2 separate regions of the Homo sapiens genome follow, and region 1 is linked to region 2. The links are chromatin loops, found by intact Hi-C in ENCODE. Cell type or tissue: GM12878. All regions are shown on one strand. Links, peaks and the distances in the headings refer to the core of each region. The heading gives the core; the rest is flanking DNA. Region 1 holds the start of LOC112267899 (a long non-coding RNA gene). Region 2 has its middle 540 kb from the start of FBXO33.

The links. Peaks named below come from ENCODE experiments on the same cell type or tissue, not always from the same donor. Only the 100,000 strongest peaks of a DNase experiment are listed, where the experiment ranks them.
Region 1: it touches region 2 in a loop (2.4-fold over the local background); 4 of 110 quality-filtered maps call a loop at or near these places.

Annotation. Positions count from the first base shown.
Region 1 is chr14:39,480,625-39,488,969 of GRCh38, reverse strand. All of the region lies in intron 2 of LOC105370461 (a long non-coding RNA gene), which reads right to left. The region is part of intron 2 of LOC105370460 (a long non-coding RNA gene); the gene reads right to left. LOC112267899 (a long non-coding RNA gene) reads right to left here and starts at 5,453. Exons shown (of 3, transcript XR_001750732.3): 1 at 4,610-5,453; 2 at 3,713-3,953. In GM12878, for the core only: no CTCF peak of the experiment used is centred there; no DNase peak of the experiment used is centred there.
Region 2 is chr14:39,969,087-39,977,431 of GRCh38, reverse strand. No RefSeq gene overlaps it. Among named protein-coding and RNA genes, the nearest start is that of FBXO33, 540 kb to the right of the region's middle. In GM12878, for the core only: no CTCF peak of the experiment used is centred there; a DNase peak (open chromatin) is centred at 3,191.

The DNA of each region.
Region 1 (8,345 bases), core at 59-8,058, 490 kb after region 2:
CCAGGTGAGACTTCTGTGTGGAAGTGAAGATGGAGGCTCAGAGTGAGCCACCCAGCCTGAGCTGACTCCAGCTCATATCCAGAGGGCTCCCCAATACCAGAAGCTTTGTCAACCAGCAGCATCACTAGGCTCTGACCAAACTGTGGGAGAAGCAATCCAAATGCTGAGAGAGAGCAGCAGCAGCCAGCAAACAAAGGACATCGCCATGGCAACCAGAGGAGCCTTGGGATAATATGCAAATCTGGGAATCCTGCCTTCCTTAAGCTGTAACATCATAGAAGCCACCCCAGCACCACATACTTAGATGTTGTCTTAGGAAGAGAAGCTATCTGAGACCCTGAGCAATTATTCCAAGACACTAAGCATTATTGAAACGAAATGTTTAAATTCTTACATAAGACTAAGCTTTAAACCTGATTAAATCCATTTTCTTGTGTTAGCTGTTGTTTATCTGTTTGTTCCCCCATGATCCTAATCCCCCAGTACTCAGCAGGTTGAAGATTATAATGGGTATATTAGAGAGGCGACAACAATCTTTTCTCCCATATTTCTCAGTTATAAAATGGGTAGGATTATGACACAGCTATGTGTTTGTCTTTAATTCTGACTCCTTTCTTGAGTTTTGTACCAGCATTTCTAATAGTCTGCTGGTCTAAAATAAAATTTGTGTCTCCAACCTACAGAGCAACTTTTTCCTAAATCTTTTGTCTCAATTAAAATTAATTTCTGCATGATGGTTTTAGTTGTCTCCCTAACAGAATAGGTTCCTTTTTCCATTCTGACATACACATTCTCTTTTGATTGTCAAATTATTAATGTTATTTATCTCTCACTGTTTTACTTCTTCTGAGAAAACCAGAATCATGATATTGTAAAAACCAGAGATGATTCTACAAAGGCTGTGAATGTCCCTCATTTGCAATCTTATTGGACCCAATCTTTTTTTCATTGTCATTGCCTTGCTGCTGAAACAACAGATGCACCCTCTCTCTAGGCCCAGAGACTATGGGGGAAAAGGTGGGTGTGTGAGATTGTAAGGGCCAGTTTTGAGGGACAGAATTAGTTCAGACTCTCCAAATCAAGGACAGGCACACAGATTGCCTAAAGAGCTGGCAAATTTTTGAGAGACTTTTCCTCCTGAGCCATCTTGTGGTCCCTTTCCATCCATCCAACCATAAAGAATTTCCTGCTTTCCATAGAAGTAAATGAGAATTACTAAGAGAATATCAAGACACCTGGTGACAAAGCCTTCTCAGTATAGTTGTTCCCAGTTACGGGGTTCACACAAATAATGATATAATAAGAAATTTTTCAGCCACCTTAAGATAAATTACTTAAGAGATTGCAAAAGGCATTGCAGAACAACAAAATCTCTAAATTCCTTAGCTTAAAATGGTTTTAGCAAAATGCTTATGTTTTATATAGCTAACGGCTACAAGTCTGTAACTAACACCAAGATTGTAGTAGCTCAGTGCATAGAACTGGTAAGTCACTTTTATAACCTTACTTTTTGGCTTTGGTTTTTGGCTCTTATGTTGCTTAAAAGGTTTTAAGTGTTGATGGTTACCTGCCCACCTCCATTCTCATCTGGCATAAAATGTTTAGTTGGCTGTAAGTCTTTTGGCTCTAAGTCCCTCTGTCACAAGGGTCCCACTGAGGGACAGGATGGACCTGCAGCAGGTAGCCACATCACCCCAGCAATGATATGGGACAAAAGAAAAGTCTGGCAGGTCTTGGCCAAATGGGAGAGAATGTAAACTAAAAATAAAATTCTAAGCCCCTTCAATTGATTAAACAGACCATTTCTTGGCCAAAGGAACCCCAGAGAAATCTTGAAAACTGAGTTCTCAGTCTTGATGGGATGGAGAGGTCAGACACATGTTGTTATACTCGCTACCTTGCTAACCATAATTAGCCTTTCTTCCCTAAGGGCTTAGCAGAAACCAGCCCTTTCAAAAGACTACACCACTGATATCAACCAACAGCCTGATGCTTCCCCTCCTTTTCACCCGATAAGAGACCAATGATGATGGAGTGGTTCTGGCCAATCTACGAAGAATGTACATAAGGGTTTTAATGTCCTCTGCTTCACCTTTTGGCATCAGAGGACCGAAAATTCCACCCTCAGATCACGCTAACACTGACAATTTTTGTACATGGGACCCGTGAAGGAGTATGAAGCTCAATTGTGCATGCACATGTTTCTCCTTTCATAAATACTTATGACTCCTCCTATAACTTATTAAATATGTATATTTGGCCATCCTGCTCAGCAAAAATTCCTGCTCTTTGCCCCTCCCTTGAAGTATCTGTTTATGGCTTCTGGCCGGAGGCTACACTTCCTAGCCTGTCAGAATGGCCACCCTGTAGGCTACAACCCTTTCTGAGAAATAAGGTTCTCCTATCCAAATTAAAAATAAATGAGAAATTAAAAATAAATAAATTGGCCAGGCGCTGTGGCTCATGCTTGTAATCCCAGCACTTTGGGAGGCCAAAGCAGGCGGATCACTTGAGGTCAGGAGTTCAAGACTAGCCTGGCCAAAATGTGAAACCCCATCTCCACTAAAAACACAAAAAAATTAGCCAGGAATGGTGGTGAGCACCTGTAATCCCAGCTACTCATTAGGCTGAGACAGGAGAATCACTTGAACCCAGGAGGCGGAGGCTCCAGTAAGCTGAGATTGCGCCATTGCACTCCAGTCTAGGTGACAAAGCAAGACTCCATCTCAAATAAATAAACAAACAAACAAACAAACAAACAAACTTCTGATCTTCCTAATCAATCAGATTAGGAACTTTAAGGTCTCCAAAATGTCACAAGCCTAACTTAAAATTCCACTCATATATCATTGTTTATTTATATTCTCACTGCCGCTCTGCTAGCTCAGGGCCTCGACTCTCATCTAAAAGACTGCCAAGTCTCTTAATTGGTTTTCCTGGAAAAGGGGCATGAGAATGGACCTAGGGGGGTAAACATAAAGTATGAAGATCTTTGGGTGACTCATTAACACTCACCAGAGAACATTCTGCATGAAGAAGGCACTAAACAAGTAAGTATACAGAATACTAACCAACTGAAATTATCCAGTTTCTGTCATTGGCCGTCTTAGTGCTAGTATAATTTAGGACAAAGCAGCCACGGCAACAGGGATGGAGGCTATGCATGGGCCCAACAGTATGGGCTCTCTCTCACCAAGGCTGAACTAGCTACTGCTATGCTACTACAGATTATCTAACCTACCAGTAACAGACACAAAGCTGAGCCCCCAATATAGCACATTCCCTCAAAGAAATTAACGAGACAGTTGTTGGTAAATGGATTACACTGGACCCTCTCCACTCTGAAAGTGGAAATAAATCACTTTGACAAGAATCAACATATATTACAACATGGATTTGACCTTTCTGCCTGCAGACCCTTAGCCAGAACCACTACCTGAGAACTTATGTTTCTGGTTCACTTTAACCATATTCCACATAACATTGTCTTGGACCAAGGGACTGTCTTTACAGCAAAGGAGATGTGAGCATATGACCACGGTGTGAGCACAGCAGTAGCTAGTTCAGCTTTGGTGAGAGAGAACTCATACTTTTGGGCCCGGGCATAGCCTCCATCCCTGTCACCATGGCTGCTTTGTCCATTATGCCAGCACTAAGGGGGCCAATGACAGAAGCTGGATAATTTCAATTGGTTAGTATTTTGTATACTTACTTATTTGGTGCTTTCATGGAGAATGTTATCTGGTGGATGTTAATGAGTGATCCTTTTCTTTACCGCAAAGGAGATGTGAGCACATGACCATGGTACCCACTGTTTCTATCACAAAATGCAACATTCAGAAGCTTCCAGCATGACAAGCAATGAAAGGTAATTCTAAAGGCATGGCTGAGACAACCCCTTAAAGATGATACCATCTGACGATAGGGTGCCCTGCTCCAGGATGAGGTTATACCTGAAATCAAAAAACATTACATAGTGACTGCATCTGCAATAGGTAAAATGCAGACAGGAAACTAAGGGGAGCAGCAGGAATGGCCCCACTTGCTGTCATTCCCAATGACCCATTTAGCAATTTTCATTTTTATTTCTCATCCCTGAATGCTAGGTTCAATTAATCTAGAGGTCCTGGTCCCATCAGTGGACACAGCCCGTTAAACTGTAAGCTGCAACTGCCACCTGGTCATTTCATACATTTTGGGCCAAGAGACCAGAGGGCAAGAAAAGGAGTCACCATCTATGTAGGGCTAATAGACCTTGATTATCAGGAAAAAGTGGAGCTTCTGCCACATGGTGAGTATGGGGAAGCATATTTTTATCACCCAGGTAATGAACACATTATGTTTGCCATATGAAGGGTATAAATGAAGGGTATCTCTTCATACTCCTTTGCCCAATTTTGATAGGAAATGAACAAATTCTACAGTCACAGCCTCAGGAAAGCGTGGTAACAAGGGCCTCAGGGACCCACAAGGTAAGTGGCTTAGATCAGTAGAGGCGTTAGTCAAGGGTAAGGGGAAATCTAGAATCAGTAGCAGAAGGAGACAATGAGTATTAGTTGTGGCCTGAAGACAAGGTGTAATGAAAGAGACTGGAATAAATCCTACTTACTCTCCTCTGTATTTCCAGAAAAAGAGACCAATCAGAATACTAGAGCTTCTGTTCCCAGATGGGGTGAATATATTCTATGAAGCTAGTGAACGATGGTAGGGATTGCTCGGGTGTACTGTCCAGGACTTACTTTAGTACCAATGCACTCTTCCCCAGCTGTAAGAATGTTGCATGTGGGAGCTCACAACTGGCATCTCTCCAGGAATTGCCTTCTATGAAAGGAGCTTCCTCACCCAAGGGTATGTCCCCTCTCTAGGGGAAGCCCACTTCAAATGACTGGTCCATGTTGGGTATAAGGGCCCAGCTCAATTGACCCAATTCAGAACACTCTGAAGGGTCATCCTAGGTCCAGAACTCTCCATGTGCACAAGATGAACTGCATCACAACTCAACTTCCTCTGCCAGTGCTGCTTTGCTCGCTCCCTTACAGGTGATCTTATGAAAAGTACTCTCCAATCAATCTCCTGCATGTGCTCTCTGCCCTTTTGACATGTGTCCATTTGTCTTTGAGCATTTCCTTACTTTCTGGCAAGTAAAAAAAATGCAGGCTTACTTTCTATCCCTCCTGCTCTGGAATGAGCCATCTCCAAAGAGTATACCTGAATTAGAAGAGAAATTCCACAAGAGAAATTGGTGAAACTACATAACAGTCTTTCAAATGTTATATGTGTTTGAAAGATTTCAAATTCAAAGCCGGAGGAGAAAAAAAGAAAACTTCTTTAAAATTTACAGAAAACATTTGCCAACAGTTGGTCATTAACCACTGAGATTGAAGATTGTGGTTACTGTAGCTTTGTAGTATAGTTTGAAGTCAGGTAGTGTGATGCCTCCAGCTTTGTTCTTTTGGCTTAGGATTGACTTGGCGATGCGGGCTCTTTTTTGGTTCCATATGAACTTTAAAGTAGATTTTCCAATTCTGTGAAGAAAGTCATTGGTAGCTTGATGGGGATGGCATTGAATCGATAAATTACCTTGGGCAGTATAGCCATTTTCACGATATTGATTCTTCCTACCCATGAGCATGGAATGTTCTTCCATTTGTTTGTATCCTCTTATTTCGTTGAGCAGTGGTTTGTAGTTCTCCTTGAAGAGGTCCTTCACATCCCTTGTAAGTTGGATTCCTAGGTATTTTATTCTCTTTGAAGCAACTGTGAATGGGAGTTCACTCATGATTTGGCTCTCTGTTTGTCTGTTGTTGGTGTATAAGAATGCTTGTGATTTTTTTTGCATCGATGTTCATCAGGGATATTGGTCTAAAATTCTCTTTTTTTGTTATGTCTCTGCCAGGCTTTAGTATCAGGATGATGCTGGCCTCATAAAATGAGTTAGGGAGGATTCCCTCTTTTCCTATTGATTGGAATAGTTTCAGAAGGAATGGTACCAGCTCCTCCTTGTACCTCTGGTAGAATTCGGCTATGAATCCGTTTGGTCCTGGACTTTTTTGGTTGGTAAGCTATTAACTATTGCCTCAATTTCAGAGCCTTTTATTGTTCTATTCAGAGATTCAACTTCTTCCTGGTTTAGTCTTGGGAGGGTGTATGTGTCCAGGAATTTATCCATTTCTTCTAGATTTTCTACTTTATTTGAGTACAGGTGTTTATAGTATTCTCTGATGGTAGTTTGTATTTCTGTGGGATCAGTGGTGATATCCCCTTTATCATTTTTTATTGCATCTATTTGATTCTTCTCTCTTTTCTTATTTATTAGTCTTGCTAGCGGTCTATCAATTTTGTTGATCTTTTCAAAACATGGTACTGATACCAAAACAGATATAAACCAACAGAACAGAACAGAGCCCTCAGAAATAATACCACACATCTACAACCATCTGATCTTTGACAAACCAGAGAAAAACAAGAAATGGGGAAAGGATTCCCTATTTAATAAATGGTGCTGGGAAAACTGGCTAGCCATATGTAGACAGCTGAAACTGGATCCCTTCCTTACACCTTATACAAAAATTAACTTAAGATGGATTAAATACTTAAATGTTAGACCTAAAACCATAAAAACCCTAGAAGAAAACCTAGGCAATACCATTCAGGACATAGCCATGGGCAAGGACTTCATGTCTAAAATACCAAAAGCAATGACAACAAAAGCCAAAATTGACAAATGGGATCTAATTAAACTCAAGAGCTTCTGCACAGCAAAAGAAACTACCATCAGAGTGAGCAGGCAACCTACAGAATGGGAGAAAATTTTTGCAATCTACTCATCTGACAAAGGGCTAATATCCAGAATCTACAATGAACTCAAACAAATTTACAAGAAAAAAACAAACAGCCCCACCAAAAAGTGGGAGAAGGATATGAACAGACACTTCTCAAAAGAAGACATTTATGCAGCCAACAAACACATGAAAAAATGCTCATCATCACTGGCCATCAGAGAAATGCAAATGAAAACCACGATGAGATACCATCTCACACCAGTTAGAATGGCGATCATTAAAAAGTCAGGAAACAACAGGTGCTGGAGAGGATGTGGAGAAATAGGAACACTTTTACACTGTTGGTGGGACTGTAAACTAGTTCAACCATTGTGGAAGACAGTGTGGTGATTCCTCAGGGATCTAGAACTAGAAATACTATTTGACCCAGCCATCCCATTACTGGGTATATACCCAAAGGATTATAAATCATGCTGCTATAAAGACACATGCACACGTATGTTTCTTGCAGCGCTATTCACAATAGCAAAGACTTGGAACCAACCCAAATGTCCAACAACGATAGACTGGATTAAGAAAATGTGGCACATATACACCATGGAATATTATGCAGCCATAAAAAATGATGAGTTCATGTCCTTTGTAGGGACATGGATGAAGCTGGAAACCATCATTCTCAGCAAACTATCGCAAGGACCAAAAACCAAACACCGCATGTTCTCACTCACAGGTGGGAATTGAACAATGAGAACACATGGACACAGGAAGGGGAACATCACACACCGGGGCCTGTCGTGGGGTGTGGGGAGGGGGGAGGGATAGCATTAGGAGATATAGCTAATGTTAAATGACGAGTTATTGGGTGTAGCACACCAACATGGCACATGTATACATATGTAACAAACCTGCACGTTGTGCACATGTACCCTAGAACTTAAAGTATAATGAAAAAAAAAAAAAGAAAATCGTGTATACTGCCAAGATTATTGCTTACCACTATTTCCCTTCATTATCTTCTCATATCCTAGAGTCACTGTTCAAGCCCTTTTGTTGACTGGTATATTTTCTCAAGACTTCTCTAATCTCTGAATTCTCACACATCTGCAAACATCTTTCTCCCTAAGAGGTAACTGATAGCTTAGCTTAGCCTAGCCTAAGATTCATGGGTGTAATCTTCTGGTCTACTACCATTAAACCACCACATTCCAGTCTCAAGAAGTGCACACAGGAAATGTAATGTATGTCTGATTATTTGTCCTTTCCAACTAACGTTTTTTTTCTATCTGGACCCTGTAAGATTTTATCATTATCTTTGGAGTCTGAAAATTTTATAGGAATATGCCTATTACCTTTTTTTCCTCATCCATCCTAAATAAAGCTTGGATTAGAGAGACTGGGGCACTCTTCAAGTTGCAGATGTAGGTTTCTTCTAATATAATCATACTATTTTCTCTCACATTTTCTTTTTTTTTTAACCTCCTAGAACTCCTAATATTACACCTCTTGGTCTGTCTTATCCCATGATTTCCTTTTATTTATAATTTAGGGGGCTATTTTTAGCAG
Region 2 (8,345 bases), core at 142-8,141:
TGGCAGTTACAATTGGCACCTAGAGAAACAATTTGCCATCCACTAAACTAACAGAGAGACAAAGAGAGGAGGAGAGAGAGAGATTACAGGCACGACAGCCAAAGCAGTAGAGAGAATAAACAACCCTCAGTCCTTATTTTGAGCAGAAGAGAAAAAAGGCAATTTACACTTAGAAATACCATCTCAGGAGAAATCTATTGTTGAAGGATGACTCATATTATGTCTTTTACAAGTTCTTTTTGCTCACTCTACAGATGAAACAGGAAAAGGTGAATATAAAATCTAAAAGCAAAAGGGGCTTAGCCAACCCACAGGCACCAGGAAAATAAATTATGATGACTTCGCCAATGACAATTATAAATGACTTTATATACAGTGAAGTTTTAGAGAGCAAGACATAAAATTGATATTTCCTCTGGAAGTTATTTTTTTCCTAGAAAATCAGATTTATACCCATAGTCCCTTATCTTATGTTGGTGGGAAACACACAATATAGATGGTCTAATAATATGGGTACTGGGCTACCTGCTATTCCTACAAGCTATTTCAATGTACAGATTTTTAAGATACTTTACATCTTCACATTTCTTGCTAATATTTTTATGTTTAATATCAAATTTCACCAGTTTTATAATTCCTTCCTCTAAATTTCTTATCAGTACTTGAGAAGAATAAAGATGACTGACTTTTCTAATTTTATCAATAGAAATTCAGATACAAATGTGTGTACAAATAAAAATGTGTGATCTTAAAGAGACAGAGACAGAAACAGAGAGAGAATAAGAGTGATTCCTGCTGATTGACAGCTGTGGACCTGGGTGAACTAAGCTTATATGGATATTTTTATAAATACTGACAACGGCTGTGCTTATTCCTATTTTTGAAAAATATGAGGAAAAAAAACCACTTCTGCATCCCTTGAACACAAAACCCAGCCAAGACATGAACAGAATTAGTATTAGCATTGTGGAGCCTTGCAAAATTTAACCACATATGCGCTATCTCAGCAGTATAATCGATAAAGGATGCTGTCTGCACAATCTGCAGAAGCATGAATTGTGCTGCAAGAGAACAATATTTTGGAAGTTACAGCATTGTGATGTTTGTGGCAGGGCTGGTAGATTGAAAAGGTAGTAAAACCCATAAACAGATAGTAATGTTTCTTTTTTACAAAGAAATTCATATAATGAAAGAGATTGTGGTATAATACATCGAATTCCTAATACTCTAATGACCATCTGTATTATAAATTAAACAAGGATCTTTGACATATTTTTATCCTGCCTTTGCTTTAGTGTTGAAGGTGGGGAAAGAGGCTCAGAGTTCACTCTTCTTATTGAAAGTGAAGCTCCTTATGTAATCTAAGAAAAAGAAAACCAACAGCAAAGCAAATAGATTAAGATTAAAAAGCATTTCATTCCTAAGGTCATTATCCTATATTCTGATATCTCTTTCATTGGAAAGGTCTGGTGTCAAAATCTATAAAATATAATATTCAGCACCATATGGTTCTAGAAACACTTTCACAGTGGGTCTGTTTAAATAGTAACAAGAATCTCCACCAATATTCACAGAGTACCTATTGTGTACTGGGCCCTGTTTTGGGATCTTCACATGTATGTACCTCTCACTTAATCCTCACAATAACTCATTAAAGAGAGATCATTACTACTTTTTGAAAATAAGGAATTGGGACTCAAAGAAATTAAGCAACTTCCCTAACATTGCACAATTATTATATTACGGAGTTGGTATTCTCTTAATTTTTTCAGTTCCCAAACTCATCAACTAATGTACACATCAGGCTTATTTTTGACATAACCCCATCAGGGAAGAATGCCAATCTCAGGACTGCTTGAGTCAATCTGGGTTATGCATAGCATTTCCCAACATGGTCATTTACGTGGTTGCCCAAACAATGATCATACAGTATCATTAACATTTATAAACCAATGTGTTGACAGGAAAATCAGAGCAAGTTAATGGCGTCACAACACTGCCTATTCTTCCTTCATGTTGTCATATTTCTCAGCTTTTATGAATGATAAACAAAAGCAATAGCAATATGTGGCATTTTTTGTATTATGAAGTTGTTATCTAAGACATGAGCCATTATCCCTTTGAATGCATAAAGACTCATACAATCAATTCGTTCTATCTGGGCAAAATATTTTAACTCTAAACAACTATTAATGTATCTTTTAATTAGACTATAGCTGCACAACCTGTTTCTCTCTTTGTCTTGGCTGACTTGAAATTAAGAACTAAAATCCTTTTATCAACTATATCAGCTTCTTCATTTTAGAGTTTTCAGTATAATACTTTCCTCCTATGGATTATATGGTTGCAATGAACTGACAGGATGTTCATTCATCTTCACTAGGCTTCCCTTCTAGCCTATTGGTTAAAAAAATACTGGTGCTAGGATTATACGCCCCCAAAATTCTGATTTATTGATTTGGGTTGAATTCCAAGGGTTACAATTTTTAAATATGTCCAGATGAGTCTAATGTTCAGCTGTGGCCTAGAACTGTTAACAGAGCACTCTTGGATCAAGAGTTAAATAGAATGTGCTAGGATTGCTGAAGGAATCATTTCAACTAGGAAAAAACTGTCAGACTCTCACTGTGTTGTTAACCGTCTTGTCTCAGGGATTACTAAAATAAAGTATCCCATCAAATTCTAAGTACCAGTCTACACACTACCATTTTTTATATAAGGGAGCTAGAGTGCCTAAGGGAAGCCGTCTTTTCATGGAGCAGTACAGAATATAAACTACTCCTAATCCTCAATCAAGGATCCTTCGCCATGGAGGAAGAGGGCACATTCAACTCACCCCTTCAGTGAGGGGCAGAATAGAAGCACTTGCACAGTTTTCTGCAACTGTGTAGAATGTGATGGCATTTTTTACGATTTGCTAAGTTATTTGCTGAGTGCCAGGAGAGGGGGACCATGCAGGTGAAAGTAAGCAAAGCTGAGAGCAGGTGTTGCTAAGAGGTATGAGATTCTCTTCAATGAAGAGGAAGTTGTATGGATACCCAACAGTTCATGAAAACTCCAATAGCAAAAGGTTTCACCTTTGTGGGAAGAAAACTTACCACAGAACTGTGCACAGCAAAGCTGAGCAGAGCCCTCAAAAGATTAATAATTATACTGCAGCTAACAGTCAGAACACAAACCCCAGTCACTCAGGGAACCAATGACCAGTTTCACATCAAGTTCATAAGTAACCAACAGGCAGTGAATAGCACCTCTCACCCACTGGCCACACATACGTAAATATCTCCAGGAACCCACTCCAGCACACACACACCATGCTGCATCATCAGGCTAGGGCAGGTTTGGGAAAGCAAATCCAGGAGGAACAGGAAGTCTGAATCTTGCAGATCTCCACCACCAAGAAGCCCCATCTTACATCCTCCTAGACTATTCTGAAGTTGAGACTGATAAATTGGGAAGTGGTTATGATTTGGCTACTCACAGGATTGGGCTGATATTTGAACTGGAATGAAACAAAACATAAGCTGTCTTCTTAAGGAAGCTGAGGTCATTCAAGGCCAAGAATGATCCTTGGAGAGTTTCAAATTATGCACAACTCACATTTGTACCTATCTAAGTGTTGACTATTCAACCAAGCTTCTCCATAATTATAACATTTCATTTTCCACTTATGATTCAGATTTTTTGGCTCTTTTCTCATTATTCATGTTTTAGGAGCATAAGTTGAGTACTTTTTAACCTTTTAATTGAGAGCTGCTTCAAATGACATCTATTTTGAGCAGTAATGATTCACATGATGTATGTCAAAAATACATCTGCTAAACATAGTTCATTTACTACCAAGTTATGTCATTGTATGTTTTAGGAGCATAAGTTGGTACTTTTTAAACTTTTAATTCAGAGCTGCTTCAAAAAACATCTATTTTGATCAGTAATGATTAACATGATGGACTAAAATACATCTACTGAACATAGTTCATTTACTACCAAGTTATGTCACTCTGCTACAATCTGGGATTGTTACCAGGAAGCACAGAAGTCCCAGTCCTTGTCAACTTGGGAGAAAGATTTCAGTCAAGAGGTGGTTTAAAGATAACAGAGAGCTTCACTGAAAGAAAACAGGAAAAAAAAGAGCTTATTGCAGAAAAAAATAAGCACACACCAAGAGAGGAGTGGGCTGCTCTTGCAGGAAAATAGCCCCAAGGGTCCTGCACTGTGAGTTTTATCATGTCAGGCTTCCTCTTCACATTCCCACTTCTGTCTCAAGTTTCCACCTTTTCCCTTTGTCTAGTTTTCCCACTTCTGGCTTACATCCCTGCCTTTGTCCCCACCCAGGCTTGTGGGACCCTCCTTTACCATTGGTTAATCCACATGCACAGGCCAGTGATCAATATGAATCTTAATGAATGGCGGTGTCGCTCATTACCACCACCCCAGAAAGGTTGTATAGCTGTCAAATCTCTACTTATTGCACCTGTGTATCTCTTGGGACAGCCCCTTTTGCTCTCTTTCCTCCTTTATCATCATGTATCTAGCAACATTCTGACATTTTAACTGTAGAGTGAATGATTATTGTGACATCTTCAGAGGCATTCCAGGGTGTTTCTGCCTAGGTACCTCCTCTCCTTCCTGCTCACCCACTCCAGCATTAGAGATGCTATTAATATGTAAATTTGGGGTGGTCCCTCAAGCCTCAGACTTTCCAGACTTTTCTTTTCTCAAGGCTACCCCTCCTGCTTATGCTTGGTTATCTGCCTAATCTAAAAGGTTCATACATGTAATAAGACATTGTGTTTGTCTTGAAGTTTTTGAATTATTGTACTCTTAACTGGTTAAAAGCTCACCACCTGGATTTGGACATATCTGTGTTGAAACTATCTTCCCCAAAAGTTAGGAGGATAGGCTATAAAGGAACTGGATTTTAATATAAATGTGAAGTTTTAATTATTTAAATGTTCACTAGAAGTCAATTATATTTCCATTAAAATGCAAATGTGCATTTGAATTCAAGCAGAGGTACATTACAGAAAGGAATGGGCAGTGAAGTGCAGGGGATCTTTGTGACCAGGTGATGGGAAAGAGGATAAAGAGTTGGATGGGTGCTGTACTTACTTGGTGTGCTTTTTGAAAAGAAAGAAAAGTGAATGAAGTAGAAGCTACCAAGGATATGCTCCAACAGCCTGGGAAGAAGAGAATTTTATAGTGAGGCAGAAGGAAATTAGTCATTCTGTTTCAGGAAAGGGGTCCCGATCCAGACCCCAAGAGAGGGTTCTTGGATCTCATGCAAGAAAGAATTCAGGGTGAGTCCACAGTGCAAAGTAAAAGCAAGTTTATGAAGAAAGTCAAGTGGTGAAAGGACAGCTACTCCATAGGCAGAGTAAGATGATCCCAAAAGTAAGAGGAGGAACACATCCACCCTAGGTACAATGCTTGTATATACAGGGAGATGTGGTCAGCTACAAGGATTTGTGATAAAGGATTAATTTTCTTAATTAACTATATTTTGCAAGAATTAATATTATCTTTAAAGCAAAATTAAGAATGCCTTTGTTCTCCAGATATTGGGATATCTGGACACTACCCAGTCTTGGTCTGTGTTAGTAAACATTACTGTTTCCTTAACTGTAAACATTTAGAGGCTAAGAATGCCTGATTTTCTGAGAATGCAGCCCAGCAAGTCTCAGCCTCATTTTCCTTGCCCTCACTAAAAATGGAGTCGCTCTGGTTCTAATGCCTCTGACAATTCTATAGGGAATTAGCTACTCTGGGACTACTAGGAAATGTTGATTTGAAGGGGAGGCCCAGAATCATTTTGATTGTCACTATAATATAGAGGAATAAACTATAACCATAACCAAGAAAGTCTCAATGCCTTAAAGAAAAGAGCTTGAACATGATATTCCTTATTTGTTTCATAGGGCTGCTATAACAAATTACCACAAATGTGGAGTCTTAAAACTACAGAAATTTATTTTTTTACAGTTCTGGAGACAAAAGTCCAAAATTAGGGTGTCAGCAGGGCCACACTACCTCCAGAAGCTCAAGAGGAGACTCCTTCCTTGCCTCTTCCCGCTTCTGGCAGATGCTGGCATTCCTTGACCTCCTTGGCTTATGGCCACATGAAACCAATCTCTGCCCCTGTCTCCACACTGCCTTCTCCTGCATGTGTATCTTTCTCTCTTCTCTCTCTTGTAAAGACCCTTGGCATTGAATTTAAGGCCCACCTGGGTAATCCAGGATAATGTCTCAAGGTTATTTAATTATATCTGCAAAAACCTTTTTTCCAAATAAGGTAGTTTTCATTGGTTTCAGAGATTTACATGTGTACATATGTTTTTGAGAGCCAGAATTCAAACCACTATAGTCCACCCTATTGCCCTCAAATATTTATATTTTTCCAATGTGCAAAACACATTCAGGCCATCCCAACATCCTCTGAAATATCAGCCTATCACAGCCGTCAACTGTAAGTATAAAATCCTATCTGAATGTCATGAGCTCAAAAGTCCCAAATCTCTTCATCTAAATCAGGTATGGGTAAAACTGTTAGCAGCAGTGAATCCATATGGGTCTGCAGCAACCTCAATCCTTGCCTCCTCAGAAGAAACAATTTGACCAAGGGGCATAAGGCAGAGTGAAAGACCAAGGCAGAGTGAAAGACCGAGGCATATTTTAGAGCAGGAGTGAAAGTTTATTAAAAAGCTTTAGAGCAGGAATGACAAAAAATAAATAGTATGCTTGGAAGATGGCCAAGCAGGCAACTTGAGAGATTAAGTGCACAGTTTGATCTTTGAGTTGGAGTTTATATGCCAGCATGCTTCCCGGGGGTTGTGTCCCTTCTCTACTGACTCTTTCCTTGGGGTGGGCTGTCCACATTTGCAGTGTCCTGCCAGCACTTGGGAGGGGTCATATGTACAGTGTGTTTACTGGAGTTGTACACATGCTCATTTGTGGTGTTCTTCCCTCACCAAATGTTCCTAGAAGGTCATCTACCACTTAAACTCCACTGTTTTGCCATTTAGTGCACATGTTTGAGCCCAGGCCCAACTCCTGAGACCTTATTGGGAAGCTGCTAATCACCAGTTTCAGGTGTTTCTATTTATTGGAAGACTTCCTTTCCCTTGTACTGGCTATGACCAATTATTATTTTAGAGAGACAGTTAACAACCATCTGACCATCACCTGATGGTTGCCTAACATTCCTGGGTTGGTAAAGGAAGCCTCCCCTGACCTGCTAATGTCTGACTAGCTACCTACTGTAACAAAACTAGGTATGAATAATCCTGGAGCCAAATTCCTCTCCACCTGTGGAGCTGTGAAACTATAAAACAAGTTATCTGCTTTTAAGATAAAATGGTGAGAATGGAATAGGGTAACAGTTATAGATATTCCCATTTCAAAGAGGAGAAATTGGAATAAAGAAGTCACCCATCCCTAGAAAGTCTAACGTGCAGCAAAAGAAATATTAGGTTTCAAGGCCCAAGAATAATCCTCTGTGACTCTAGGCTCCACTCATTGGGCCTGCTGCTCTGGCCTAGTAGGCATCTGGGCCTGTGGCTCTGGGATCATATGTCTCTGGGATCATAGCTCTGGCATTGGAATCATTATTCTTGAAAGGTAGCACATGTTTCTAGGTAAGTAGTTCTTGCAGCCCATTTCCTGCCTTTAGACTCCCAGAAGTCCAATAGCCTTCTTTCATTTTATCCTCTGTCTCTTTCAGTCCAGCCTGGTAGTGTGTCTGCAGACATAAAATCTTCACAAACCTTGTGGATTTCCTAAGTATGTCAACTGGTCTTGTGTCATTAGGGAAGAAGGTCCTCCACAGATTTCCCTGGATAACCTCCTCTCTATTCCTGGCTTCTTCTGACAAGGTTGAGTGTATGTATGATTCCATAAGACATACATCTAATCTCAGCAAAAGGTGGTCCAGCCATACCCTTGGCTTCTCTCCAGAGCATGCTTTCCTAATAGTAGCATCTTTTGCAATCTGTATATATTGCAAATTTCCCAAATCACAAGTGCTGCTTTTTTTGCCTCAATGGTTCCTTCCTCAATTTATCTTTTTCATTTTATTGTAATCAAAATGAAGAAACAAAGCCACACCATTAATACTTAGCTTGGAAATTTCCTTGGCTAAATATCAAAGGCTATCACCTACAAGTTCTGTTTTCCATACAACTATAGGACACAATTTGGCCAAAGTTTTTTCTACTAATTTAACAAGGATTACCTTTCCTCCAGTTTATAATAACATGCTCCTTGTTTCCTTCTGAGCTCTTATCAGAAACATTTTTGCTCATGTCACTATATGTATTATCGAAGATGAGAGAAGCTTTCTCTAGCAT